2 separate regions of the Homo sapiens genome follow, and region 2 is linked to region 1. Evidence: read pairs that join two places in POLR2A ChIA-PET (ENCODE). Cell type or tissue: PC-3. All regions are shown on one strand. Each heading gives the region's core, and the rest is flanking DNA. Links, peaks and the distances in the headings are about the cores only.

Region 1 (5,824 bases), core at 364-5,363:
TTTATAAACTTTACAACTAAAACTAGATATTACAACTAAAATTATAGATTATTATACATTGGAAACATAAGATCTCCACATAAAACCATCACTCTACAAACACATATTAACATATATTCTTAACTCTCTTCTCTCTTCTTTCCTTAATTTTTGGTACCACTCTCTCCTGGCTTTCCTCTGGTTCCTTCTCAGTTACTTTTATGTGCCCTTCTTCTGCTAATGAACCCTAAAAGGTGACATTTCTCATTAAAAAAAAGGAAAAGCCATCCTTTATTAGTCCTCTTTCCCTCTCATTCTGCACACACTACTTTACCCAAGCCCACTTCTACCTCTAAGTTCACAATTCACAAGGCTCTCTGGTACTTCAGATGTTCAACAGGCACCTCAAAATCAATACACCCAGACTAACCTGATTATACAGCCCAGCCCAGCTCCAATGTTAATTTCCTTTTAAAATTCCTATTTGAGTGAATGACACTCTTACTTGAGTGAATTTCCTTTTATAATTGCTATTTGAGTGAATGACACCACTACCCATGCAAACAACCAAGGAAAAACTCGGGAGTCATCTCCTACAGCCTTGCCCTCCACCAATCCCATTGGTTCTGCCTCTTATGATCCATCCTATTCTGGACCACTCTGCCACTACACTGTTTTCCACCTAAATTGCTCAACAGAATGCTCACTCAGCAGTATGCCTTTTGGTTCACCCCTTCCAATCCATCTAATCAATAAATCTGTTCACAATATCTCATAATTGATTGCTGAACCACTGAAGGAACAGGCATAGAAAGCCCTTTATGAGCTAGTCCATTTTCTTTTTCAGGTTTATTTCTTAACCTTCCTTCTTTTCTTTCCAAGTATTCCCCAACGTGTCATGTCGTCTCATGTCTTTGCAAGCTGTTCTCTCAGCCTAGAATAGTATCATTTTGTCCTTCAGGCCAACTCAGTTCATCTTTCAAGAGCCAGTTCATGTGCTGCTCTGTAAGGTTCTCTCTGATACCTCAGAAAGATCAGATTATCCCCTTACTTTATGCATTCTCCATACCTTGTGCTATCTATTTCAATTTTAGCATCTCTTACACAGTCTTGTAATTATTTTTCATGTTTTCCTCTCTCATTGGATGGTCAGATCTCCCTGAAGAAGACAATTGTGTCTTTACATTTTTGTACCCCCTAGGCTAGCACAACTGCTTGACATATAATAGGATTTTTAAAAGTAGTCTGAGCATTATATATCTACAATTCTATGAAAAAATCATAAATATAAGCATAAAATTCATGATGGTTTTCTACTTTTCCCTTTCTGTTGCAATGACACATTGGTTCAGTTACCAAGAAGCAGGCCAATTAATCAGCCCTACTTTCACTTCCCCAAAAGAGACTGACCCCCAACTCTAACTACTAAAGCAGTGCTTGACCTATTTGCTCCTACCATCTTCTTCCCATGCTGGTTCCCATGCGACAACTCACCTGGGATAAATTCTATTTTCTGCAAAATCTAATCAAATTCTTTACAACTGTGACAAGTCTAAAGTATTATAATGTGCTTCATCACAAGACAGACACATCATTACTGAAACTGAGAAAACAACACTGAAAGACCAGTTTGTCCTTAGGAAAATCTAAGACTTAATTATAAGTACTCCTAGCTAGAACCAAAAAGTAAGGTTTAAGAAATCCCTCTACCTTTATCAACATTAAGGTAAGACTATTTTACATAAAAAAACTCTATAAAATAAAAATATAACTCCAAATTTATTATATGAGTTTCACATGTATGTGTATGAATACCACACACACACACATGCACACAGATACCATTATGCCAATTTTTATGACCTCAGGAATATCCACTTAAAGAAACTAAACCCAAAGTTACCATATGTTGAAATCTTTCAAAAATGCTTTTGAAACAGATGTTCCAGTACCATCCCGGAAACTGTGTACCTCTGTCAGTTATTTCTTTTCTCTTTTTTTTTTTTTTTTTTTTTTGAGATGGAGTCTCGCACTGTCGCCCAAGATGGAGGACAATGGCGCAATCTCAGCTCACTGCAAACTCCAGCTCCCGGATTCAAGCAATTCTCCTGCCTCAGCCTCCCCAGTAGCTGGGATTACAGGCTCCCACCACCACACCAGGCTAATTTTTTGTATTTTTAGTAGAGACGGGGTTTCAGGTTGTTACCCAGGATGGTCTCGATCTCCTGACCTCGTAATCTGCCCACCTCAGCCCTCTGTCAGTTATTTCTAAACATGCAAGAAATCTAAAACTGGTAGGTTATTTCTTACTATACTCATACTGATCATTAAGATATAAAGACATTAAAGAGTTATCCCAAAGACTTTCTGCCAGGCGCGGTGGCTCATGCCTGTAATCCCAGCACTTTGGGAGGCCAAGGTGGGTGGATCATGAGGTCAGGAGATCGAGACCAACATGGTGAAACCTTTTCTCTACTAAAAAATACAAAAATTAGGCCGGGCACAATGGCTTACGCCTGTAATCCCAGCACTTTGGGAGGCCGAGGTGGGTGGATCACGAGTTCAGGAGTTCAAGACGGTGAAACCCCATCTCTACTAAAAATACAAAAATTAGCCAGGTGTAGTGGCAGGTGCCTGTAATCCCAGCTACTCGGGAGGCTGAGGCAGGAGAATCGCTTGAATCCGGGAGACAGAGGTTGCAGTGAGCTAAGACCGTACCACTGGACTCCAGCCTGGGTGACAGAGCAAGACTCCGTCTCAAAAAAACAAAACAAAACAAAGCAAAAACAAAAATTAGCTGGGTGTGGTGGTGGGTGCCTGTAATCCCAGCTACTTTGGAGGCTGAGGCAGGAGAATTGCTTGAACCCAGGAGACAGAGGTTGCTGTGAGCCGACATGTTACCACTGCACTCCAGCCTGGGCAACAGAGTGAGACTCCGTCTCAAAAAAAAAAAAAAAATTTTCATAAATTGGTTCTATCTTAAATCGTACCACTGTTAAAATGCACCTAAAGTAAACTTAACTGGGTCTGTATTCAAGACTTCAGTCTTATCAGTCTAGTCATCAATGGTTAAATCACTGTCAATGGAAAAAACCTCAGCCAGGCAAGGTGACACATACCTGTAGTCCCAGCTACTCAGAAGGCTGAGATGGGAGGATTATTTGAGCCCAGGAGTTTGAGGCCAGCGTGGGTAACAAAGCAAGACCCTGTCCCTTAAAAAAAAAAAAAAAACTCAACTAGCCAAATGACTCTGAAATATCATGGGGGTGGAGAAAAAAATCTCCCTTTCTCTGCAACTGAATAATCAAAGTGAGGAAATGGTTCTGACCTACTTATCCTAAGGTGAATGTAATAGGTGTGAGTATACACCTCTCACATCAAAGCCAGCTTCCACTGGTTCCTCTGTATGTCCCTGAGAAATCAGCCATGAAGAGATGGGAAAGAGCTCTTTAAATGAGGTCTGGGAACAGGTCCAAGAAGAAGGGAACATCTGTAGATCTGGTTCCCAAGAGACAGAAGGTTGATGCCATGGATGACAGGAGCTGACTCATCTCTCCCTATCCCATTCCTAAGCACTCCAGGCAAGGCAGGGCAGAGAATCAAGTGGCAGTTATGGTAGAATTTTAAAGAGTTAAAAGACAAGTTTAATAATTATTATTATATATAATAACATATTATGTAAGATACTTTAGCTCATATATCTAATACTATTTGATCATTACATTAACTATGATGGATATATCAGATAGTCAGTATAAGTACCATCATCCTCACTTCCACAATGAGGTAAAAAGTTAGGTTAGGTTCCCAAAGTCCAACAGATAACAAATACACTAGAATCCATGCCTTCAAACTCCAACCCGGTGTTCCTTCCAGCACTATATGCTAGGTTTTCACCAGTCAACAAGGACACATGGGATTTTGGGAATAGAGTGGGGAAGTGTTGCTTCCTTTGGAGAGGTTTTTTCTGCCATGTGAGGAAGGGAAGACAGTGAAGAAAAAGGCTGTCTTGAGTACTTTCATACTTTCCATGTTGTGTTCCTCTCCTGCCTCCCGGAGTTCCTATGTCTCCACTCCCAGGCACAGTATGCCATAATTCTCTGGTTAACCCAAGTATCCACAAGTATTATTATTAGCTTCACCAAATTGTTCACCTTCTACTTTAAGGTTTCAGGGACTAGAAGCCTCCCCTTTTCGCTTTCCGACAGAGCTTGGGATGATAAGAGACAGGGAGAGGACAATTCTGCTTCTGCATATAGGTAGTCCTAGGAAGAGAGGTCAGTTCTTAGGACTCCTAACTTCCTCTTTACTAAAGAGGCACATTCCATGAATCCAGGTCTTATTTAAGCACCTCGTTTAAAATGGGGGTAGAGTTTGTCCTATCTAACTGCAGAAGAAAGAAGCTGCCTCGCCCTAAGCCAAGTAAGATCCAAAGACTCCTATGTCCTGATAGTGAAAATTACTATCTATGGTACTTAGTTCTTGAATGCCCAAATTATAAATACAGAAAGGCCTGGCTACTTAAGTCACAAATCATGGCACTTTCAGAAAGGCCTTAAAGAAAATTTAAAGCCACTCCTCTAACTTAAATTTTCATGCCACATTCTTAAACCTCTCCAAATTAACAATGTATTTTGTTCTCAAAAGATAAACTTTATCATGGGGATAAATCTCATTCTGTCCTCCTAATCTCATCTCTGAAGAGGTCAAAAGAAAGTCTGTCAAGTCCCTTAAAAAAAACTGCAATGGACTGAATGTTTATGTCCCACCAAAATTCATATGTTGAAGTCCTAACCCCAAGGTTAGTATAAGGAGGTGGGGCCTTTGAGAAGTGATTAGGTCACGAGGAAGCCCTCATGAATGGGATTAGTGCTCTTATAAAAGAGATCCCAGAGAGATCTCTTGCCCCTTCCACCACGTGAGGTTACAGTGAGAAGACAGCTATGTATGAGGAAGCAAGCAGGCCCTCACCAGACACCAAATCTGCTGGAGCCTTGATCTTAGACTTCCCAGCCTCCAGATCTGTGAGAAATACATTTCTGTTGTATATAAGCCACCCAGTCTATGGTATATTGTTATAGACTAAGACAAAAATTGAGCTAAAAAGTGTTATCTTGCTCCTTCTCCTTATCCACACACCCCCCAATTTGACAATTATAGTGTTGAAATAGGAGAAATATTAATGTTGAGATTTACAATCTATAGAAACTAGAATATATATTATAAAATTGAATTCTTACAACAATCCTCTGATTGGGTATTAATGAGGAACAGAATCTCACTCTCTAGTTTACACTATGCTGCCTTTTAATATCACCATCCTTTAAAAGGCTTACCAAACTCCTCACCTATCTCAAACAGTACTCCTTATCTCTGAAAGTGTTCAAGCACAGTGCAAACGATTGGAATAGTAGGTACAAGATGCCTGAGCTAGATAACATTTAGACTAGGAGATTTCCTAAGTAACTTTTAGCTCAAAGATTCTGATTCTATTTATCATGTGATTTCACTGACAGCCTCTATTTTTTATTTATGCACTATTTAAAATGAAGAGCAAAATAAAATATAAAACAAAATACCAAAATCTTCTGAATTTGTAAGATGTATCAAAAGAAAAGAAAAACAAAAACTCCAAGCTTTGATTTATTCTACAGTGTATGACTGTAGATAAAGTATAATTCTAAAAGTTCCTAGAGTATAACTCCTAGTCCAGCTATTTGCCTTTTATGCTTAATGTCAATGATGTTAATTAACAGGGGGGAAAAGCTCCAGATTTGAGCTTTGCATGTAACAGTTAACAACCATGAACATCTGTCAGGAGACAGAGCATCCAGCCTAGTACACT
Region 2 (5,824 bases), core at 348-5,347, 220 kb before region 1:
CAAGCCTGAGTCTGGACGAACAAAGTTTAAGGCGTCCTAGGGTAGAGGACAAGGGCATTCCCAAGTTCCCAGTGGATTGTGCTCCAAAGCTCTTTTGTAAACTGGTAGTTTCGAACTTGGAAAGCATTTTCTTTTTCCATAAGTATAAAGCTCTAGAGGAAGCCTAAGTCCTTAGACTAGGTCATACAGCTCTATTTAGCCACAAAAATCTAATAATGCATCCAAAGTAGAGAACTTCAGCTATTCTATTGCTTCCTCCTAAATAACCATTGAAAATACTGCTTTCATGAGAAAGTGTGTTCCAACTTAGCATGCCAGAAACAGATTTCCATTTTCCTCAAGACCAAGAATGAGCTTTTCCTACTAAAAAAAAAAACAAATAAATAAAAGGGAAGAGAAAAAATAAGAGAAAGGCAAAGGGAGAGAAGGTGTTGGCTATACTAGAAATAGCCCTGACACGGGAGATACAACTTTGCAAGGAAGGTGAGATAAGACAGAAACTTCTGGGTGAGAATAAGATATCCTGAAGTATTTTTCTACTTTTATGTAACATGTATTCCACAATTCTTTAGTTTAAAAACTTGCCTTAAGTGTTCTAAATTAGGAACTAAAAAGCAGTTCCTTTAAGGGGAGTTTGGAGAAGGGAGAGATTTCTGGTTTGCGGGTCATAAATCAATGAGCCAGAGACAGCCTATGTTCACCTAAGACAACACTCTTGATTTCTGTTCTTCCGTTTCTTGGCTGATTCAGTCATGATGCTAATAATATTCTAACTTTCAGGTTGATAATGTCAGCTTAAAATTGGGAGGAGGAAAGATATTGGACTGTAAGCTTCTTAAAGGGCAGGACCACTTTCTATTCATTTCCATATACCCCAGTCCCCTCAGTGCTCAACATATGTAATTCATCAACACATAATATAATTTAAGGAAGGGCTTTAACTTTTCAATGTAGTAGCAAAACATGTGGGCTTTAGAGTCAAACTTCTCAGATTCAAATCATTTTTCCTCCCTGAAAAGGAGGGAAGCAAGCCTGCCTAACATCCTTGAGTTTTCTCATCTGGAAAAAATAGTGGTAACAGTACTTACTTCACAGAGTTGCTGTGGGGATTAAATGCATTTCTGTTTCTAAAACACAGAACACTGTACCTGCCCCACAGTTAGCACTTGACAGATCTTAGCAGCTATTATTTTTCCATGATCATTGAGCTAATTGTCTTGTATCTTGCCCGCAAATTAGTTTCTCAGGGAATGTGGTAAACATAAAAGTTGGTTGGTATAAAGGGTTAAATTGTGAACCCCAAAAGATATGTCTACTCAGAACCTGAGAATGCGACCTCATTTGGAATAAGAATTTTTGCAGATGTAATTAAGGCAAGGATCCCCAGATGAAATTATCCTGAATTAGGATAAGCCCTAAGTCTATGTCCTTATATGAGACCAGAAAAGAAGACCCAAAGACGTGGGAAAGGCGGCCATGTGAAAACGAAGCCAGAGATTGGAATCATACTGCCACAAGCCAAGGAAAAGCTGGAGCCACCAGAAGCTGGCAGAGGCAAAGACGGATTCTTACTTAGAGTCTTCAAAGGGAGTGTGGCCCTGCTGACCCGCTGATGTGGGGCTTCTGACCTCCAGAACTGTGAGAGAATAAATGTCTGTTGCTTTAATCCACCGAGTTTGTGGTCATTCGCTGTAGCAGCCCTAAGAAACAAATACAGCTGGGTCCAGGTGACTTTGGAACAACCTAGATTTAGTGAGGGAAACAAGCCGAAATGCAAATTGGTGATGATCATGAGCTGTCCTTTTTTTGAATTGTGTACTGCAGGGAAATTCTCTTTAGGAAGGGATAATCACCAGCTTCAGGGACTGGAATGTTCAGGCCAGCCTGTGCTGTCCATTTCCAGCCAAAGACATTTCTGCTGAGAATCCTGAAAACATTCTGCATTTTTCCACAAGGAATAAAGTGGAAATATTCAATGTGTGATGAGACAATGGACAGAGTCAGCTCATACCTGGCCCCAAATAAATGGGCAGATGATGCAGCTGTCAGTGACTGACCAGTGAACCCACCCACACTGATGCCCACAGCCTTCCTCACTCCCCTCTATGGAAGTCAAGGGGGTCATTAGCCAAAGACTCAAAGCTAAGGAAAGATACCTGCTTGTCAAGAGACCAACATAATTGTATATTTCCACTAACTCTATTGATTCTTGCAATTATATCTATGAAACGGATCTCTTTTTAAGGGAAAAATATATCCAGGTCATCTTCAAGATCCTTTTAAGCCTTTGGAATTTTAAAGAAGTCCTCAGTAAAGAGTCATGAGAGACAGTTGAATCCACTGATGTTGAGAGAAATGATATTCACTCATTTGCTCTCTTATAACTCCTGGGGAAAAATAGCAGCAGACAGAGCAGTGACAGTCAGAGAGGGGTGACTTTTTTGGAGCAAAGGCGTTAGACGAGATGACACATGCTGACAGGTTCAGCAAATAGTGGATGCTCTGCCAATCAGCAGGTAATTTCTGTGTGTTTGCAAAGTGGGAAAGATTGTGAGTCACGCAGTATTTCAAAGCAGGTCACGATGACCCTGTGTGTGATCTTCTAATGTGAAGGTCAAGAGAAAGGAGAAGGTGGATAAAGGAAGAAAAGGGAAAAGCAAGGAGACCCATGTACAGGCAAATCAACCACATCAAGGCAAGTTGCCACCTATTTCCTGACAATACCCAGGGAACCTTCCTAATTACCTGTTTTATTGACATCTGAGGCTCACAGGTAACCAGCACTTCATTAACTCATAAATCTTTTTTTAACTTGTGAAAGTCACTTCTTCCCTGACTCCATCAAGGTTTTATTTTCTTCCCTTACTGGGTAATTTACTCAATTTATTTCCAGTAAAGAAAGGGTTGCCGGGAAAAGGTCAGTGAGGAAAGCCAGAGGAAGAAGCCACACGCAGTATTCTGGATCCCAACATACCCTGAAAAGGATTTCATTGTTTCACTGACAAGAATTCCAAAGCACTGAAAATAGTCACATTCAAATAGAAAAAAAATTAATTCTGAAGCCAAATGGATTCAAAGGATTTTTGTCATTATTTTTCATTTGCTTTTCTCCACTGAGGGGGCGGAGAGAGAGAGAGAGAGAAAGAGAGACAGACAGACAGACAGGCACTGAACTGAGATCGATTCCAATGAAACACACAGGTAAATAATTTGAATGCCTTTTTAAAATACATAAATGCTTAATTTCTGTACTTTTCATCAAAGAGCTTTTCTGGGGAAAGGATACATTTTTAGCACTAGAAATTAAGTAGCACTCACACAGGATGCACACATTTGGTCAATCCATAACCCTTCAAAGAGAACTGTGCAATTCTAATTGACAGAGTAATTTTAAAGTAAATAACTTGGTGAATATAAACCCAACATATTTTTCCTGGTTTGGGGAAGAAAAAAGCTGTACAATGTACGTAAATATGCTAAGATTTAAAATAAAATAAAATAAAACCTCTTATCATTCTTGTCCAAGAATGTCACGTCAGCCATTAAGGTTGTGACAATGGCAAGTGTTGAACACACATGAGCACACATAATCACACTGAGAATCTGCTGACTGATTATTGCTGACATTGCCTAGTTCAATCTGATTCATCATTTGCACAGGAACCAAGAGACATTAAAAGGGCAGGAGGTTACACTAGGGGGAGAGAAACAAAGCCTTAAACTAAGTTGGGATAAGGATCCTTTTCTAACAATTGCCCAATTCTTGGGATCCACTCTGTCCCGAGGCAGGCAGTAGAGACTTAGTTACTCGTATTCCACATCTGGAGATCTGGAGGCTTCTCCCAAGATGGAAGAGATGAGTGGTGAGAGAATATGAGATTATTAGAAGAAGCTTGGCTGGGCACAGAAGCAAGCTAAGTGGAGTCAATAGAGTGGAAGGGTCTATTTAAACATATACACCCCCCTCCCCCCCGCCAAAAACACACACTCTTTGCTGCCTCACATTTATCACCTTAAGAAATTTTTGAACACCTGGTCTGTATACAAATACATAACAAGAAAGGAAAAAAATATAGATGATCTCTTATCAAAAGTACATATTATTTTGCTAAAGAGAAGCTACACCTTAATCCTGATATTCAGGAAATTATGTTGCCACATTAAATAAATGGTGAGGGGTAAACCATTTGTAAAAAAAAATCAAAGCACACACACAAATCATTCCAGACACCATTTCCCATTTTCTGACTTATTACTATACACAATGCAGCTTTTAGCTCCTGCATTCTTATATCCTTTTGAATGTTCACCAGACTATTAATTTAAAAAGCCAGGTGCTTCGTCTGCTCCTCTAATCGCTGTGACCTGTTTTTGTGATTCGAAAAAGGCAAAAAGACTAACTCTGGCTTGGGTGGGAATCATTTTTGGAATAGTGGTTGGTGGTTGTTCACATCTGGATTAGGTATAAAATGATAAAATTATGATGATGAACATCAGAGAGCCTCATCTGCATATAAATAGACCTAATCAGAAATGCAAATTGCAATCAGGAGAAATTTTTAAAGGCTGTGATAGCTGTGTGATTGTGCAGATAAGGAAAGGTCAACATTTGTATTGTTAAGGCAGTTAAATGGCTCCCAGCCTGCCCAGAGCCTTCCTTTGAAAGAGACATATGGAAGGTACAAATTATCTCTCAATCTGCACCCTGGTTGGGAAGGAGTCCCTGGATAGCTTCATATTCCATAACTAGAGCCGTGAGCTGGCCATACATCAGCCCGATTCCAATGAAAGGCAACCCAACCTCTTGTACAAACCACTAATGAATACACAGAATAGAAAGTATACTTGCATTTAAATGCTCTCCAAACAGACCTCTTTCCGCACAATTTTCCACTGAGACGGAAATTAAGGGATGGAGAGTAAGATATAGCGCTGATGTAACATTTTCTGATACATTTCAATGCTAGTCTGAGTGAATACAGCAATATGATATACATATGTTTTCACTGAATACTAGAGAAAGTATGTAATTAAAAAGAAAACACTAGCATTTAGACAGATTACTTAATCCACAATTCCATTCGTAGTCTTATCGTGCAAAGTACAAAAAATGAGTATCTCAGAAAAAGCTGAGTGCTAAAAATAGGCAATTGTTCCAACATGGTCTTATTATTCCTTGGGGTATGTTATCTTTCAGGAACATCCTCTTCTCTGTCCCCCCCAGCCCCCCTTGCTTTTTCAAAGAAAATATATTTCACAATCAGGCTTTGTCAGGTTTGGAGAGAAATTGCTTGCAAACTATTTATTATCCCTCTAACCAGACGCTTTCACAAAGAACTAATGAGTCAAGAGCGCCATCTTGTGTCTTACCTTGGAATCTTAAAGAGTGTTTTCACAGGATGCATGTCAAAGAGGGGAGGGTCTCCATCCCCCAGTTCAATAGCTGTGATCCCCAAGGACCAGACGTCACAGCGAGCGTCATAGGAAGAGTCATACTGCTGCTCACAGGCAATGACCTATTGGACAAAAGCAGGACATGACACATCAACCCTACTGCCACATCAGATGTCCTAAAAAGGCCCTGGGCTGATCTTAGCCCCGTTCTCAGTTTTCTTGGCCACGATGATATTGAATTCCAGTAATAAGATGTGTGCATTCTAGGCCTTATTTGTGTATAACCAATTTATTATCTTATACGTTCATTAGCTTTTACAAATGTGTCAGTTTTGTTTTTAAAAAGCATGCATTGAACCGTCTAAGTAACAAGAACAGTGCAAGGGGAGGAAGCGGATGTATACCACACCATCCCAACCCTGCTATTCTT

What was found. Peaks named below come from ENCODE experiments on the same cell type or tissue, not always from the same donor. Only the 100,000 strongest peaks of a DNase experiment are listed, where the experiment ranks them.
Region 2: POLR2A ChIA-PET joins it to region 1 with 12 read pairs; 2 of 35 experiments call an interaction of 5 or more read pairs at or near these places.

Annotation. Positions count from the first base shown.
Region 1 is chr2:170,020,525-170,026,348 of GRCh38, reverse strand. The region is part of intron 30 of UBR3 (ubiquitin protein ligase E3 component n-recognin 3); the gene reads right to left. Among named protein-coding and RNA genes, the nearest start is that of MYO3B, 150 kb to the left of the region's middle. In PC-3, for the core only: no CTCF peak of the experiment used is centred there; a DNase peak (open chromatin) is centred at 3,478.
Region 2 is chr2:170,235,683-170,241,506 of GRCh38, reverse strand. It overlaps MYO3B (myosin IIIB), which reads right to left. Exons shown (of 35, transcript NM_138995.5): 7 at 5,371-5,516. Among named protein-coding and RNA genes, the nearest start is that of MYO3B, 60 kb to the right of the region's middle. RefSeq lists a silencer at 3,494-3,788. In PC-3, for the core only: no CTCF peak of the experiment used is centred there; a DNase peak (open chromatin) is centred at 2,496.